2 separate regions of the Homo sapiens genome follow, and region 2 is linked to region 1. The links are chromatin loops, found by intact Hi-C in ENCODE. Cell type or tissue: HepG2. All regions are shown on one strand. Links, peaks and the distances in the headings refer to the core of each region. The heading gives the core; the rest is flanking DNA. Region 1 has its middle 19 kb from the start of MIR133A2. Region 2 has its middle 26 kb from the start of MIR1-1HG.

Region 1 (8,421 bases), core at 372-8,371:
CCTCTGTCTCTGTCTCTCTGTCTCTGTCTGTCTCTGTCTCTCTGTCTCTGTCTGTCTCTGTCTCCGTCCCTCTGTCTCTGTCTCTGTCTCCCTCTCCCTCTGTCTCTGTCTGTCTCTGTCTCCCTCTCCCTCTGTATCTGTCTCTCTCTGTCTCTGTCTCTGTCTCCCTCTCCCTCTGTCCCTGTCTCCCTCTGTCTCTGTCTCTGTCTCTGTCTCTGTCTCAGCGACTCCCGGGTATTTATTGGGAGGCCCCTGAGCACATGGCCTCAGTCCCTCTCTGGGACATCTGCAGGGCCCTGTCCCCCTTGCACACACGCTGGGACACCCTCGGAGCCCCCGGCTTACTGCACACCCTCATGTCCTCGACCTTCAGGGGCTCTCCTGGGTGGCGTGACTTGGCCCCGAGCTGAGCTGGAGAACAAAAGTCTTTGGAGCTGCTTTTATTCCATTTTGGCAGCTTCCAAGAACTGGGCCTCTCGCCCCTGAGCGCATCTCCCGGGAATCTCGGCAAGACCCTGCAGTGGTGTGGGCCCTGCCAGCCTTTGTCCCATGAGTGAGGTTTGCTGGGGAAAGGAGGGACCATGGAGGACTTGGGCTCATTTAGAGAGGAGAGGCTTGTCCCTGGAGGACACTTTTAACCTCAGCCCTTGGCAGAGATTTCCACGAAATTAAGCCTCAGGCTAATGCTGTCAACATGGGGAGGGGGCTGCTTCTGCCAGGCCCACCCCCATGGGGGGCTTCTGCACAGATCCAGTTCCATGCCAGTCCTGCCACAGTGGGAGGGGCCTTGGGGCAGCATCAGCTCATCCCAGTACCAGCAGAGCCCCTGCCCAGCAACCCTGTGCCTCACTCACGCTGTGTGGGCACCATGGGGCGGTGGGCAGCATGGCTCTGCGCCCCTGAGGCAGCACCTGCCCTTGAGGTTCCACACCTTGTGGGGGTGGGAATATAACAGGCAAATTTGCTGTGGAGCAGGGAGGTGGGAGGGCTCAGGACAAAGAGAGCCATCTGGGGATCCCAGTGACGGGTGGGATCTGGGAGCGGGGAGGCCCTCCAGGAATGGGCAAGGCATGGTAGCAGGGGTGAGAGCAGGGGTGGTACCACCAGGGTTGAGGGTGGCACCCCTGCAGCCTGGCGCCTGGCTGGGCCCCGGCACCCCTGCTGTGCAGGTGACCTCTAGAACATGGGCGGGAAAGGCGCCCTCGCGGGCTGTCCACAGGGGAGGGAGGATGGCGCTCAGCTCCCTGCAGGAGGGAGAGATGGGCCAGTCAACCTGGGGAGCTCTGCACGGGGCTGACAGGGAAGCCTAGTCCCTCCTCAACCCCTGACCCTGAGGCCTGTGGATGCCCAGGCCCAGCTGCCTCCCCCTCACGGGCATGCCCTCCCTGCCTGGACGCATCCCTAGGAGGGAGCTCCTGGGCTGAGGAGGCTCCCTCGGCTGGTGTCCGCAATGACAGTGGGGACCCGGTGAGTAAATCTTGGCACAGCCACACCAGGGACAGCAGTAGCTGCAGCGCTTGCGGAGGGTCTGCGTGCAACCCCTTGGGGTTGCATGCCCCCCACCCCATGCTGGGACTGCATGCACCCCCCCAGCCTGCGCGCACCCCCCCAGGCTTGCATGCTCCCCACCTCATGCTGGACCTGCATGCACCCTCCAGGCTTGCATGCCCCCCACCCCACGCTGGGACTGCATGCACCCCCCCAGCCTGCGCGCACCCCCTGGGCTTGCGTACTCCCCCACCCCACGCCAGGTCCCCCCACCTCACACCGGGCCTGCGTGCATCACCCCCCACCACCACCACCCAGCCTGTGTGCGTCCCCTGAGCCTGCGTGCGCCACCGCCCCCCCGCACCCGGCCTGCGGGCACCCCCCGGGCTTGCATGCCCCCCACCCCATGCCGGGCCTGCGAGCGTCCCCTGGGCCTGCGTGCACCCAGAGGCTGTGTGTTACGTGCTGTGGGCGATTCTCTTTAAAGCAGCAACAATTACATGCAAGTTTGAATGAAAACTGCTCTGAAGGCTTCGGAGAAACTGCTGAATGAGGCTATTTGGGGGTGGGGACAGGAGGAGTCAGTAGGTTTAGTTTTATTCCACACTTTTCTTGATGGTGGGAATGTGAAACTAGCTGTGAGGGCTGCTCTTATTTAGAAATTTTGGAAAGAAAGTCTCAGGCGAGGAGGTACAGATCCCAGGTCGGGAGAAATCGGGCCACTCCTCCACGCCCCCCCAGGTCACCCCGGGTTTGCCAGAGCTGCCCCAGGCGGGCCGGCAGGTGGGCAGGCGTGGCCAGGAACCCAGCCCGCGAGGGTGGTGAATGCCCCTTCTCCAGGAGGACGTCACAAGGGCACTGCGGATCCCTCACTCAACTCTTATTTGCTGCACATGTCAAAGCTGTTTAAAAAGAAAGCGCTCAGGACGTTCCCCCGAGTCTGCAGCCGGGGTTGGCCTCCAGCCTAGGTGTGATCTGAAGTTCTGTGATTCAGACCCACAAACCCAGGCTGCCCAGAACGCATTCACCCAGGAACTTGGGCGTGGAGTGAGAGGCAAGCCCCCTGCCCCCGCACTCCGGGGCACACGCCAGTCACTGCCCAGCCCCCAGGCCTCTTAGAGGAGCTCAGCACACAGTCACATGGAGCCTAACAAATTGTAGCCCCCGCCCCGCCCCCGCGCCCCGCCCCCACCTGCACCTTTTGCCGCCCCCGGGCTGGAAGGATCCATCCCATCCCGCGGAAGGGCAGCGGACCCTCGGAGGGACGGAGAGGAAGGAGCCCCGACGGGAGAGACTGTGGGGTGAAAGGCAGTGGAAAGGCAGTGGAAGGCGGTGAAGACGGTGGAAAGGTGGAGAAATCCAGCACTCTGAAGGGCAGCTGGGGAGCCTGGAGAAGGACATATGTGAATTTTGGAACTGCTCATTGTTCCAAGCCATGACCTTGAAGAAGGCAGGGGCCTCTCTGGCCTCTGTGTCCCCATCGCTGAGGACAGGGTGGAACACGAGAGGCTGGGGGGTGGCCTCTGCCTCTGAGCCAGTTCTCAGCTCTTCTCTTCCCTCTGAATTCATGTTGTGTTTCTCAGCCATGAGGGACCCACGGAAACTGGGGCTTGGGAAGCCAGAGATGGCTTTGAGTTTGAGAGAAGGAATTTGCCTGGGTCACATACTGGAAATGGTGCCAGGCCCAGCCCCACCCCCCTGTGCATGTCTGGCTGAGCTTCCTAAGGAGCCAGCCACATCCACATTGCACCAAACCCTGCCACATCCAATCCTGACCGAACAGCCAGTCTACTTGTCAGTGTGGGGGACCAGCCACGTCAGTCAGGGCTCCCCAGAGAAACAGAACCAGTAGGATCCATGTCCACCTCTCTCTGTCTTTATGAATCAATCTATTGATTCTATGTATCCATCCATCCATCTATGTATCTATCCATCTATCCATCTGTCTATCCATCCATCCATCCATCTATTCATCTATCCATCCATCCATCCATCTATGTATCTGTCCATCTATCTATCCATCTATTCATCTATCTATCCATCCATCCATCTATCCAGCTAGCTAGCTAGCTATCCATCTTCTTTCTTTCTTTCTTTCTTTCTTTCTTTCTTTCTTTCTTTCTTTCTTTCTTTCTTTCTTTCTTTCTTCTTTCTTTCTTTCCTCTCTCTCTTTCCTTCTCTTTCTTTCTATCTTTCTTTTCCTTCCTTCCTCTCTTTCTTTCTTTCTTCTTTCTCTCTCTCTCTCTCTTTCTTTCTATCTATCAAGAATAAGAGAGATTGGTTTTAATGAATTGGCTCACATGATTGTGGGGACTGGCAATTGCAGGGCAGGCCAGCTGGCTGGAAGTCCAGGGAAGCTGATGCTGCCATCTGAGTCCAAATTCCGCAGGGCGGCAGGCTGGGAACTCAGCACGGCTTCCACATTGCCATCTTGTGGAGGAGAATCCCGTTTTCTTCCAGAAACCTCGGTCTTTGCTCTCAAGGCCTCAGCTGCTGGGACGAGGCCCACCCCCATGGTGGAGCGTCACTTTCCTACCTCAAAACCTGCTGAGCTAAGTGTTCATCCTGCCAGAAAACACCTGCACAGCAGCACCGAGGCAGGTGTGTGGCCAACAGCTGGGCACCGTGGTGCAGCCGAGTGGACACATAAAGTGACCATCACCCTCGTGGCAATGGGTGCGGGGGTGGGGGGGGATGGTCTTTCAAGTTCCACAGCAAAGAGATTCCAAGGGCCTTATTATTCCCAATAATTAGGACAGATTTTCTGTCCAATTTGGCAAGGAAGCCCAAGACCCAGCATCGTGAGCTTCAGACACGGCAGGAACCCAAGGCTTCGGGAGACCCAGCACCTGCCCCGGCACGCACAGCTCAGGCGCAGCACCTGCCCCAGCGCGCACAGTTCAGCAGAGGTCAGCTCAACCCTGGACTGTCCACACGAGTGTTGGGGCACGATGGGGAACATCTCATGTTGTGCTTCTTGGCCATGAGGGACCCAAGGAAACTGGGGCTTGGAAAGCCGGAGACAGCTTTGAGTTTGAGGGGAGAAGTAACTTGCTGCTTACCTGGTTTGGTGGGTGGTCAGGGAGGACTTCCTGGAGGAAGGAACATGTAAAATGAGGCCCAAATGATGGAAAGGAGCTTTGAGCAGGGGAATTCCTTCCAGGCTGTCCCCAGAACTGCTGGCTGCCTGGGACTTGGGTGCCCTCTGGGGTACAGTGTGTTCTCCCGAACACCAGTGGCTCTTGTGTTCAGGGCAAGCGTGGAGCTGATCCTGGGGGGTGACCCTCGCTTTGCCCTGGGCTAACCCAACAGGGATGTGAACCGGAGCCCCACACTCAAAACCCAACTCACAAGGCAGACATTTAAATTTCACTCATTCAGAGACCCGGGTCAGTCCATTCTTACCAAGCCCCCACCGCGTGCTGGGTCCAGCGTGAGACAGCTCCCGGGGCGCATGGACAGAGAGGCCTTGCCCTCGAGGAGCTCCCCTTCTCATGAGAGGAAGTCACTGTCTCCAGATGACAGGGTGACAAATGCCTCCAACAAAGATGTGTGCTCAGGGAGGTCAGAGGGGAGTGGTCCCTGGGGATCAGGAATGGCCCTGGGAGAGGCGGCTCCTCAGCTGGACCTGGACAGTTGGAGGCGATTAAACCCCAAGATGGGAGGGGACAGAGGAGTGCCAGCTAGGGCCACGGGACCAGACCCACCTTCCCGGAGCACAGGGCTGCGTGAGGTGAGGCATGTCTGGGCCACGGAACAGGGATGACATCCTTCATGCACCCACACACACCCACACACATCCCTCATGTGACACACACACCCACACACATCCCTTATGTGACACACACACATCCCTCACATGACACACACACACATCCCTCATGTGACACACCCACACCCACACATGTCCCTCATGACACACACACACATCCCTCACGTGACACACACACATCCCTCACATAACACACACACACGTTATATGACACACACACCCCTCACGTGACACACACACGTTATATGACACACACACCCCTCACGTGACACACACATCCCTCACGTGACACATACACATCCCTCATGTGACACACACATCCCTCACATAACACACACACACCCCTCACATAACACACACACACGTTATATGACACACACACATCCCTCACATAACACACACACACATCCCTCACGTGACACACACTTTATATGACACACACACATCCCTCACGTGACACACACACCCACACACGTCCCTCACATGACACACACACACATCCCCCACGCGTGCACACACACACACACACTCTGCGGGTGGCTGCTCACCCGCCCTGACATGGGGACTGTCTCTCCGGTGAGAACCGGCTGCAGGAGGGTTTGGTGCAGTGTGGATGTGGCCACTGCTCCTCAGGAAGCTCAGCCGGACACGCGCGGGGGGACGGGGCTAGGCCTGGCTTCATTTCCAGCATGTGACCCTGGCAAGCTGCTGCTCCTCTCGGGACCTCATTTTTCTCCTCTATGGAATAGGGACGGCAGAGCCAGTGTGGTGCACTGAGCCCTGGAGCGCCGCTCTGCAAAGGCACGTTCCACTGACACCCGCCTGGTCAAGCTCAGACCCAGGCAGAGAGGTGGCCGAGCCTCGCAGGGCCCCGGGTCCGACCCACCCCCGGGTCTGGCAGCTTTGCAGAAGGGCCTCTTTCAGGAAAGCAATTCACACACAATTCACAGTTGCAGCCTGCATGTCCTGTGTTGCTGTGGGCTCTGGAACTACGAGTGAGGACACCTTGAATCCCCTGTGCTTCCAGGATGTCACGTCTGTGTTCCTGGGACGGAGTGTGGAAACTGACTTTGGTAACTTCACGCTGCTTAGATGCACGGTGGGATCAGCTGCTGAGAGCAAATCTGATCGCCTCGTAGGTGAGCTCAGAGCTGCTAGGAAGCTCTTCACACCAGGGGCCTCAGGGGCACAGGTTTCGGGCCACGAGCTCACAGGCATTAGCAAAAATAAGGGTTCCTGGCTGGGTGCAGTGGCTCACGCCTGTGATCCCAGCACTTTGAGAGGCCAACACAGGAGGATTGCTTGAGCCCAGGAGTTAGAGACCAGCCTGGGCAACATAGCGAGACACAGTATCTAATTTTTTTTGAGATGGGGTCTCACTGTGTTGCCCAAGCTGTAGTGCAGTGGTGTGATCTCGGCTCACTGCAACCTCCACCTCCTGGGCTCAAGTGATCCTCCCACCTCAGCCTCCCAAGTAGCTGGTACTACAGACACACCACCATGCCTGGCTAATTTTTGTATTTTTTGTAGAGAGTGGGTTTTGCCATGTCGCCTAGGCTGGTCTCAAACCCCTGGGCTCAGGAGATCTACCTGTCTCAGCCTCCCAAAGTGTTGGGATTACAGGCATGAGCCACCGTGTCTAGCCCCAGTATCTAATTATAAAAAAACAAAAAGAAAAAATAAGTAAATAAGGGTTTCTGGTAAATTCTTCCTGGAGACACCTGGTGCCAGTCACACAGCCTCCCGAGCTGGTCACTCAGGCTGTGCACACCTCAGCCCTCAGGACAGCCAGGGAGGCAGCACGTACCCCAGCCCTCAGGACAGCCAGGGAGGCAGCACGTACCCCAGCCCTCAGGACAGCCAGGGAGGCAGCACGTACCCCAGCCCTCAGGACAGCCAGGGAGGCAGCCTGCACGGCTCTGCCCAGACGGCTCTTGGAGCATCTGGTGGGGCCAAGTGTTCTGGGGACACGTGCTCTGGAAAGATCTGCTTCAGCCAGACTTTCACACAGGACAGCTGGGGTTGACCCTGGCCGGTGCAGCCAGCAACACCTGTGAGGCCAGAGGGCAGAGGCAGGGATTCTCCCAACAGAAAATCAGGTGTGACATCATCTCCAAAGCTGATCCCGAGTCTGGGCCCCAAGCCTGCTGTAAGTGGGGAACGCTGGTGTCTTCCTTCAAGGTCCCCAAAGAAGCAGACCCTGGGAGAGGGTTTGGGGCACAGGGTTTATGCGGGAGGTGATTCCAGCAAGCAGGGTGCGTGGTGGGGAGGTGAGACTGGGAGGCAGGGAAGGGGTAGCGTGAGTGAGGGGCAGGTGGCCACTTTGAACAACCGCAGCTTCATTTTCCTTGCATGAGCCATGCAAGAGGGTCATTTTCCTGAGGACCCTCTTGTAAAACAGATCCCTGGAGGCCCGGCTCTTCCCTCCTTTCTTGCTTGTAGTTCTCAAGAATAACTGGAATATGCTGGATGCACAAGCCCCTGAGATAAAGAGGAGCATGTGGAGCACCCGGGGCTCTGCTCCAGCCCCTCCTAGAGCGGAATGTCCTAGAACGCTGCAGCCCAGCGAGCCACGTTTCCTGAGTGTAAGATCAGAGTGGGCCGCTTTGGGGTTCATCAGCTGCGGGGCAGCATGGGCACAGGCAGACAAGGCCCGGGGGAGGGAAGGTGACAGAGAGCAAGTTAGGGAGCCGGTGACCACTTGGGGACCAGAGCTCAGATCCAGAGGGACCCCCTGGGTGTTGAGAACCCTGGGAATTAGTGTGCCAACTCCTGCCCCTCTTGGTGGGGGTCTCTCCAGGGCGAGTGAAGTCCTAACACTTAGCCAGCCCCACACACCACACACTCACACCCAGAGATGTCCTCGGGTGGGGGGCGCAGGCACTGAGGAGGCCTGTGGGGTGCCGGGGTGGGGACCCCGTCTCTGCCGCAGGTATCTGCAGCTCTGCCACCAGGCTCTTTCAGCACCAAGGAGAGCAGCTGAGGGGCTCCTGTGTTCCTGGGGGCCCGTGTGCTCTCTGGACCTGCAGCTGGTCCCATTCTGGGGTCCGTGCCTGTTCCCGGAAGCACGGATCCCAGGCAGGCAGTGGGCTGGCCTGGCCTGGTTCTGGGAATCACTTTGAAGGCAGTGTTTTATGCCACTTGCCTGCCAAGGCAGAGAG
Region 2 (8,421 bases), core at 358-8,357, 60 kb before region 1:
TATGGCTTTCTGGATCCCAAACCATGTACACATGAGGATCTCAATCCTGAAGATAACATAAAAACTGCGCCGGGCACAGGGGCTCACGCCTGGAATCCCAGCACTTTGGGGGGCTGAGGCAGGAGGATTGCTTGAGCCCAGGAGTTCGAGACCAGCCTGGGCAACACGGCGAAACCCTGTCTCTACAAAAAATACAAAATATTAACTGGGCGTGGTGCGCACGCCTGTAGTCCCAGCTACTGGGGAGGCTGGGGTGGGAGGATCACCTGAGCCCAGGAGGTTGAGGCTGCAGTGAGCCGAGATTGCGTTACTGCACTCCAGCCTGGGTGACGGAGCAAGACTCTATATCAGAAATCAAAACAAAAAACTGTAACAACTTTGGCTGGATTTTCTAATTTTTAAAAAATTAATAGACTTTATATTTTTGACCAGTTTTAGGTTTACAGAAAAATCGAGTGTATGGAAAGCCTCCGTGTGCCCTTCCCCCACTATTGGCGTCTCATGTTGGTGCGGTACATTTGTGACAATTGATGAGTTAATACTGATACCCATCATTATTAACTAGAGGTCATACTTCACTCTTAACACTGCACATTCAGTGGTGTTTATTTTTTTTTGTTTTTTTTTTTTTGAGACGGAGTCTCACTCTGTCGCCCAGGCTGGAGTGCAGTGGTGCCATCTCGGCTCACTACAAGCTCCGCCTCCCAGGTACACGCCATTCTCCTGCCTCAGCCTCCTGAGTAGCTGGGACTACAGGCGCCTACCACCGTGCCCAGTTAATTTTTTGTATTTTTAGTAGAGACAGGGTTTCACCGTGTTAACCAGGATGGTCTCGATCTCCTGACCTCGTGATCCGCCCACCTCGGCCTCCCAAAGTGCTGGGATGACAGGTGTGAGCCACCGCGCCCGGCCCATTCGGTGGGTTTGGACAACTCTGTAAAGTCCTGTATCCACCGTCACTACTGCATCATACAGGATATTTCCGCAGCCCTAAACATCCTGTGTTCCTATTCAGCCCTTTCTTCCCTCCCCACAAACTCCTGGAAACCTCGGATCTTTTCCATAGCTTTGCCTTTTCTAGAATGTGGTATGTTTGGAATCACACAGCATGGAGCATTTTTGGATTGACTCCTTCCCACTGGCAATAGCGTTTGAGGTTTCTCTGTGACTTCTTGCGGCTCGACGGCTCATTTCTTTTCAGCACCGAATATGACTCGGGTTTATCCAGTTACCACCCGAAGCACTTCTGCTGTATACATCCACTTGTGGGAATTTGTGTGGACGTAAGTTTTAAATTCCTTTGGGTAAATACCAAGGAGCACGATTGCTGGACCGTGTGGTAAGAGCACGTTTAGTTTTGTAAGAAACCGCCAGACTGTCTTCCAGCAGCCGCGCCATGTTGCCTTCCCAGCAGCCACGGCTGAGGGTCCTGTTTCTTCACATCCTCGCCAGCGTTCGGTGCTGTCCGTGTTCTGGGTTTTGGCCGCTCTAGTAGGTGTGTGGTGGCATCTCTTGGTTGTTGTTAATTTGCGTTTCCCTGGTGATGTAGGACGTGGAGCAGCTTCTTATATGCTGGTTTGTCATCTGTAGATCTTAGGAGAGGTGTCTGTTCAGGTCTTTTGCCACCCCCACTTTTTTTTTTTTTTTTTTTTACAGAGTCTCGCTCTGTTGCCCAGGCTGAAGGGCAGTGGCACCATCTCGGCTCACGGCAATCTCCACCTCCCGGGTTCTTCAGGCTCCTGAGTAGCTGGGATTACAGGTGCGTGCCACCACGCCCAGCTAATTTTTTTGTATTTTTAATAGAGACAAGGTTTTACCATGTTGGTCAAGATGGTCTTGCTCTCTTGACCTCGTGATCCGTCTGCCTTGGCTTCCCAAAGTGCTGGGATTACAGGCGTGAGCCCCCATGCCCGGCCTTTTGCCCATTTTTAATAGGGTTGTTAGTTTTCTTTTTCTTTTTTGGAGACAAGAGTCTCCCTCTATCTCCCAGGCTGGAGTGCAGTGACATGATCTCAGCTCACGGCAACCTCTGCCTCCCGGGTTCAAGGGATTCTCCCACCACAGCCTCCTGAGTAGCTGGGACTACAGGCATGTGCCACAATGCCCAGACAATTGTTGTATTTTTGGTAGAGACAGGGTTTCACCATGTTGGCCAGGCTGGTCTCAAACTCCTGATCTCAAGTGATCCACTGGCCTTGGCCTTCCAAATTGCTGAGATTACAGGTGTAAGCCACCGCGCCCAGCTGGTTGTTTATTTTCTTATTGTTGAGTTTTAAGAGCTCTTTGCATATTCTGTGGCTGGCTTTTATTCTTTTCATAGTGTCTTTTGCAGAGTAGAATTTGTTAATTTTAATGAAGTTCAGCTATCAATTCTTTCATAGATTTTTCTTTGCTGGTTTATCTGAAAAGTGACCCCCAGAACTCAAGTTCTCTAGTTGGAATTTTTAATTAAAAAAACAACAACCTTGAGCTTTACATAAAGTTTTAATTGGTTAACACAAAAAATATTAACATACTCTTGGATCTAAAATAATTCTAATAGGTAGACATTTTGCCACCCAGTGGGTAGAGGATGGTCCCCCCAGGCTGACTGACTCTGATTTGGTTCAGGTCAGCCCTACCATGAATCTCCATCTGCTCAGCATCTACCTTGAAAGTCCAAGTGAGTAAGGGAGACGGTGACTTCTGTGGTTTCCCTGGAGATTCCCAGGGCTATCAGCGTGGCTGGGGGAGCCCCTGACTCCAGCTCGGGTGTGTGGCCTCGGTCTTAATCGGGGCTCTGGACGACGACGCACGGGGAGATAAGAGCCTGGTCCAGCCAGGCTGGCACCATGGACTATTGTGACCTCCTGTCTGGACAGCCGTCCAGTGATTGGGACAGGTGGTCTGGGTTTTCTAGCAATGCCCCCACACCGTCTATGCCCCCTGCCTCCTGCAGCCCTGGGTCTCCCGCAGCCCCGGATCTCACGCAGCCCCGCCTGGGGCCACCACCATGACTCGCTGAAATGTCACCAGGGTAAAAAAGGTCAGAGCTGCCTGGGCCACATGAATGAGAGTCCTGTGAGCAGCTCAGCGGCCTCCCCACCAGTTGTGGAAGAGTGCCCTCTGCCCCTTCTCTGTCTCTCTGTGTCTCTGTCTCTCTCTCACTGCTGAGTCCCAGAAGGCCTCCCCGAGGTCCACCCACCCAGACCCTCCTGGAACCCCATTTCACTCCCTCCCCATGCTCTCTAATGGCTGGCTGCCTTCACTTTTCTAGCCAGTCCTTGTGGGAGGGGTTGGGGGCAGACCTGGGCAGATGTGGACTCAGGCCCTCTAGGTTCCATCTGCCCCCGGCCCTCCCCAGAGCCCTCCTGGGAGTGTGAGTGCAGGCGTCCAGCGGAGACGCTGACACCCTCTGGAGTCCCAGCTCTGCCATGCTGGGCACTGCCACTTCTCTGAAACCGGCTTCCTCATCTGAGAAGTGGGCTGGTAAGAGTCCGCACGATGGAGAGGGTTGCACTGGACAGAGCTCTCCGTGTCAGCCCGGCTGCAGGAAGCCCCCCATGTCTGTGCCCGGAGCCCCTGGGTGCCTGGAACTTGGGGAATGAACTCAAACAGAGACCCCGCCTGCTCACTGCTGTTTGCCCAGCTGCTTCTCTGGCAGGCATGGCGGGGAATGGGGTCATTTCTGAATATTCTTTAGAATTCCAGCCTCTATTTTCACGAGCCGATCGGCTGTTCGGCCTCACACCATTGGCGAGCGAGGATCCAGCCCGTTCTGATCTCCGCCCTTGTGGGCGAGTGACAAGGTGATGTCCCTGGGGGTGAGTCAGAGGAACTAGGGGCCTCAGAGGGGCGGGGACCAGGCAGGGCCACCTCCCCACCGCAGCTCCACCCTCCCTTTGATGCTCCCTACCCGCCACCCGTCTGGAACATATGAGCGGCATGCTTAACAGAATTGTACAGTCTCTCTTTAAAATTTTTTTACAGTAAATGGAGAAAAACATTTGCATTATTTCAAGAAACTAAGTGACTGAAGTTTGTTGTTGGCTCCTGTGGACTTTCATTGATTTTCAACAATGGGACCAAGATTCTCAATAAAAAAATATAAGCCCAACAAGGAGGCCTCTCATTTTCAGTAGATTATTTTGTTATCTTTTAGATGGGGTGCGCTATTGAAGAATATTTTGGAGATTTAAAAAAAGCAGTTTAAAAAATTAATATCTGCCCACTGTAAACAGTAGGAGAGTTGGGGCGCTCCTACTCCCACCCCCCGCCTGCCTCAGCCCCCCTCAGGTGGCCCTTACCTGCCCCATCTGGGTGGGAACAAGCCCCCCGGGCTTCAGCATCTGCTCAGGCTCACCCTTGTCAGCTGCAGATTCTCTGTGTTGGGGGAGGGTCCCAGGAGCTCCCCCCTCCCCCAGGCTGCTGTAAGTCTCCGGAGGCTTCTGTTGGGGGCAGGGAGGGGCATCCGCTTCGTGGCCTCACAGCAAAGAGAAGAGATGTTTTTTCTTTAAGAAGCAGAAGGGTGAGTGGCTGCAGACGGCTCTCCCCCAGCTTTGTTTAGATTTATCTTCTTTATAAGCTGCGCTGGGCTGGACTCTCTGCTAAACCGCCAAGGGGATGTGTGAGCCAATTACACACTGAACTGGGCAGGAAATGTTGAGGAAAAATGAAGTTTCCATCTGGCAACTTCCAACCCAAACTTCGCCTGGACGCGAGGGAAATCCCCGTGAGCCGCAAGATGCTCTTTGCTCAACGTCTTCACGGCACCTTCCCACGGGAGACGCGACGCAGGAATGGAGCGGGGACGAGTGGGCCTCGGCCGGTAGCTGGCTCCCTGCGGCCTCCTACCCCGGCTGGGGTGGCCCTTTGCCTTCTTTGTGGAGAAGGGACGCCAGGGTCTTGAGACTGTTAAATAAAGCACAATCTCCGGGAAGCAGAGAGGTCGAGCATCCCCTAACCCCAGCTAGCACCCGGCAGTGACCAGCCAGCCCCGAGCCAGCCCTTTAGAGCCCCTAAACCCACAGCAAGGCTGCCTGTGGCGGAGGAGCTGGGCCCTGGACCCTGGTGCTTGCAGGCCATGGCGGGGGGAGTGGGGGGGGCTCTCTCGCACGTTTCCTTACTTGTCCCAGGGGCCAGATCCTCCCGGCTCGGGGGATGTCATGCAAGGCAGTGAGGACCCAGCGGGTCCCTGCTCAGGTGGAGATAAAGAGGAAGGCGATGGAGAAGGGGGCATCCATGGGCCCTGCACCCTGTCACCTGGGTGCCATCCGAGAGCCACTGCTAGGTCCCTGTGGCAGCGTCCTGTGCCACCCCTGACGCAGATGAGGGACAGGGACGGCCCACCAGCAGTGAGAAAGAGACACACCCATTGTGGAAGCTCGGATGGCCGTTCTGACGGGAAAGTCACCTGGGGTTCCCCCAGTGTTTCTACTACTGTTTGGGAGTGGACGGTGGTCGTTGTGGGTGGCTGATTAGTGCTTGTGTCTCTTCAGCTCCAACGCGAGTGGTTGACTTCCCGGGCTTGTCAGTCTCTGGTGGCTGCTGTGGCAAACGGACCCAAACTTAGTGGCTCGAAGCCACCTGGCTTTACTGTCTTACAGTTTTGGAGAGGTCTGCATGGGTCTCCCTGGGTCAAAATCAAGGTGTGGGCCAGGCTGCTTCCCTCTGGAGACTTCAGGGGAGGCTCGCTCCCTCCTCCCCTGCCTCTGGAAGTGCCTGCGTCCCTTGGCTCGTGGCCCCGCCTCCATCTTGAAGGCCAGCTGTGCAGCATGGCCCATGCTCCCTGCTCCATTGCACGCCTCCTACCTTCCCTGACCGCTTGAGCCCCTTGCGATGATCTGCACTGGGCCCACCCAGGGTCACCTCCCATCCCATGTCCTTCATCCCATCTGCAATGTAAGGTGACATGGCCACCTGTTCGTTCTGCAGATTAGAATGAAGACATCTTTGGAGCCATTATTCTTCCTTCCACTCAGGGAAGAACTTTCAGTGGGTAGCAGTGCCTTGGCTACCATGATGGGACGGCCGGGTGGCTGTCATTTCTTGGGACCCCCGCCCTAACACACCCCTGGCGACATGCTGAGCCTCACTGCATCTTTGCAAACCTTGGCAAGTCTCCTGTTGTGCCTCTGGGGAAGCCTCTCAGTGGAAGGGCCATGTCCCTTTTGGATGTCATCTCACCACATCACTGCTTCTGCTACAGGTCTCTCCTCTGCTGGTTCCTGACAGGAAGGAGGTGCTGCCAGCGCTGACCCCACAGGGAGGGTCTGCGGAGAGGTAGCCGGGATGATGGGGTGGCTCTGGGGACCTGGGGAGCCAGGCCTGGCTGCGTGATGCTGCATTTCTGCTCGCTCAGCCTCCCCTGCCCAGCCACTGTGGAGCAGGTGTTGGTGGGGTGGGCAGTGGCTGCAGCCTGGCTCCCTTTAATGTCTACCCCAAGCGGGCCATTCGGCCTGTCCCTCCTCCGTGCTCCTTTCCCAAGCTTCAGGGTGGGGGGCATCGGACCCAAGTTCCTCTCCTTGGGGCAACCCTTGTCACTGTAGAGGTGGCTCCCTGGGGCCACTTTGAGTGGAGGGACGGCCCCCAACAACCCTGCTTTAGCCGCTGGTACTGATGATGAAGGTGGGCCAGGCCCCGAGGCTCCTTTCCACTTTTGCTTAGGTGAAGCCAAGCTGGGGAGGCTCTGAGCGCCGGGCCACCAGGGGTTTCTCTTCAGCCCCCTCCTCTGCTGCAGGGAAGTCCCTACAGCGACTCTTCCTGGAATCTGGCCCCAGTGGCTGGACGATGGGGAGAAGGAGGAGTGGGGGCGGGGTGCGCCAGCAGGCACAGGCTGCAGGCTTAGGAAGGTGGTACAGGAGGAGACCTCTTCTGCAACCATTTTAGATTTACAGAAAATTTGCGATAATACAGAGAGTTACTGTGTACGTCTGGTGAGCTTTAAAAAAATTAAGAGACTATTTTTTATAATAGCAGTTTTAGTTTTACAGAAAAATGTTGTAGAAGTACAGAGTTCCCTTATGCCCCCTGCCCAGCATGTGCACGGCCCCCCCGCCCCCGCCCCCTACGGTCCACATCCCACCACAGGTGCAGTGGCTGCAGCAGGTGACCGGGCATCAACATGTCAACATGTCCTTATCACCCGGAGTCCGCCCTTTACCACACGGCTCGCTCTTGGCGCTGGGTGTTCTGTGGGTCTGACTTGTTTATAACGGCACAGATTTCCCCCTCCCGCTGCGTCCCATGGAGCAGCTCCACTGCCCTCTGCCCTCACACCCTCTGGGCTCCTCCTGTTCACCCCTCCTCGCCCTAACCCTGGCAGCCACTGGTCTTTCTGCTGTCTCCGTGGTTTCGTCTTTTCAAGAGTGTCATACCCAGTAAGGCTTCATTTCATATCATTGATAGGTTTTTGGAAACTGGGACTTTAAGCAAAATGACGTATAACAAAATGAATTTGACCACAGGCTAATTAACATGAACAAGAGTTAAGTTCCTATGGCATATTTCTGGTCACAAAAACATCACCAAACTTCTAAATAAAGTCCAAAGCCCTTCTAATATTAAACATGGAAACAAATGTGAACTGTGCGTTTTTAATCAAGAATTTAAGAAGGATTATTAAAAACAAGTAAGATAACTATTTCCCCACTTATTCCAGTTCAGGGTGACTAGAGCTCATGCCCCCATCTCGGGGCACCAGGCGGGAACCCACCTGGACACAGCGCACGCCGCTATGGGAGTTGCCGTCCTGGAGTGGGCACTCACACTCCGTCCTGGGGCAGGCACTCCGACGGGAACAGCTTCGACACGCCAGCTCCCCTACGTGCACATCTTTGGGGCACGGAAGGAAACTGGAGCATCCACAGAAAACCCACGCGGACCTGGGGCGATGCACAGGCTCCCCGGACAGTGGCCCTGGGTGGGAGCAGATTTGCTTTTCTCAACATTATGATGAAACAACGTTAAAGAAAATAACATTGGCCGGGTGCGGTGGCTCACGCCTGTAATCCCAGCACTTTGGGAGGCCGAGGCAGGCAGATCACGAGGTCAGGAAATCAAGACCATCCTGGCTAACACGGTGAAACACCATCTCTACTAAAAATACAAAAAATTAGCCGAGCGTGATGGCTGGTGCCTGTAGTCCCAGCTACTCGGGAGGCTGAGACAGGAGAATGGCGTGAACCCGGGAGGCGGAGCTTGCAGTGAGCCGAGATCGCGCCACTGAACTACAGCCTGGGCGACACAGCGAGACTCCGTTTCAAAAACAAAAAAAAAAGGAAATAACATTATTCAAGGACCTGCTATCATTCATTGAAACCATGCGTCATGCAGCCTCTTTAGACTGGCTTCTTTCACTTAACAATATGCCTTCAAAGTTCCTTCAGATCTTTTCAGACCTTGATACACGTTTCCCTTTATTCTTGATCAGATTCATCATAT

Evidence for each region. A loop is a pair of places that touch in the nucleus more often than their neighbours do. Peaks named below come from ENCODE experiments on the same cell type or tissue, not always from the same donor. Only the 100,000 strongest peaks of a DNase experiment are listed, where the experiment ranks them.
Region 2: a loop joins it to region 1, with 3 times the contacts of the local background. A loop is called at or near these places in 6 of 110 quality-filtered maps.

What each region holds. Positions count from the first base shown.
Region 1 is chr20:62,579,727-62,588,147 of GRCh38, forward strand. No RefSeq gene overlaps it. Among named protein-coding and RNA genes, the nearest start is that of MIR133A2, 19 kb to the left of the region's middle. In HepG2, for the core only: a CTCF peak has its summit at 3,906 (motif pointing left); no DNase peak of the experiment used is centred there; H3K27me3 peaks cover 7,350 bases.
Region 2 is chr20:62,520,206-62,528,626 of GRCh38, forward strand. No RefSeq gene overlaps it. Among named protein-coding and RNA genes, the nearest start is that of MIR1-1HG, 26 kb to the right of the region's middle. In HepG2, for the core only: no CTCF peak of the experiment used is centred there; a DNase peak (open chromatin) is centred at 3,816; H3K27me3 peaks cover 6,149 bases.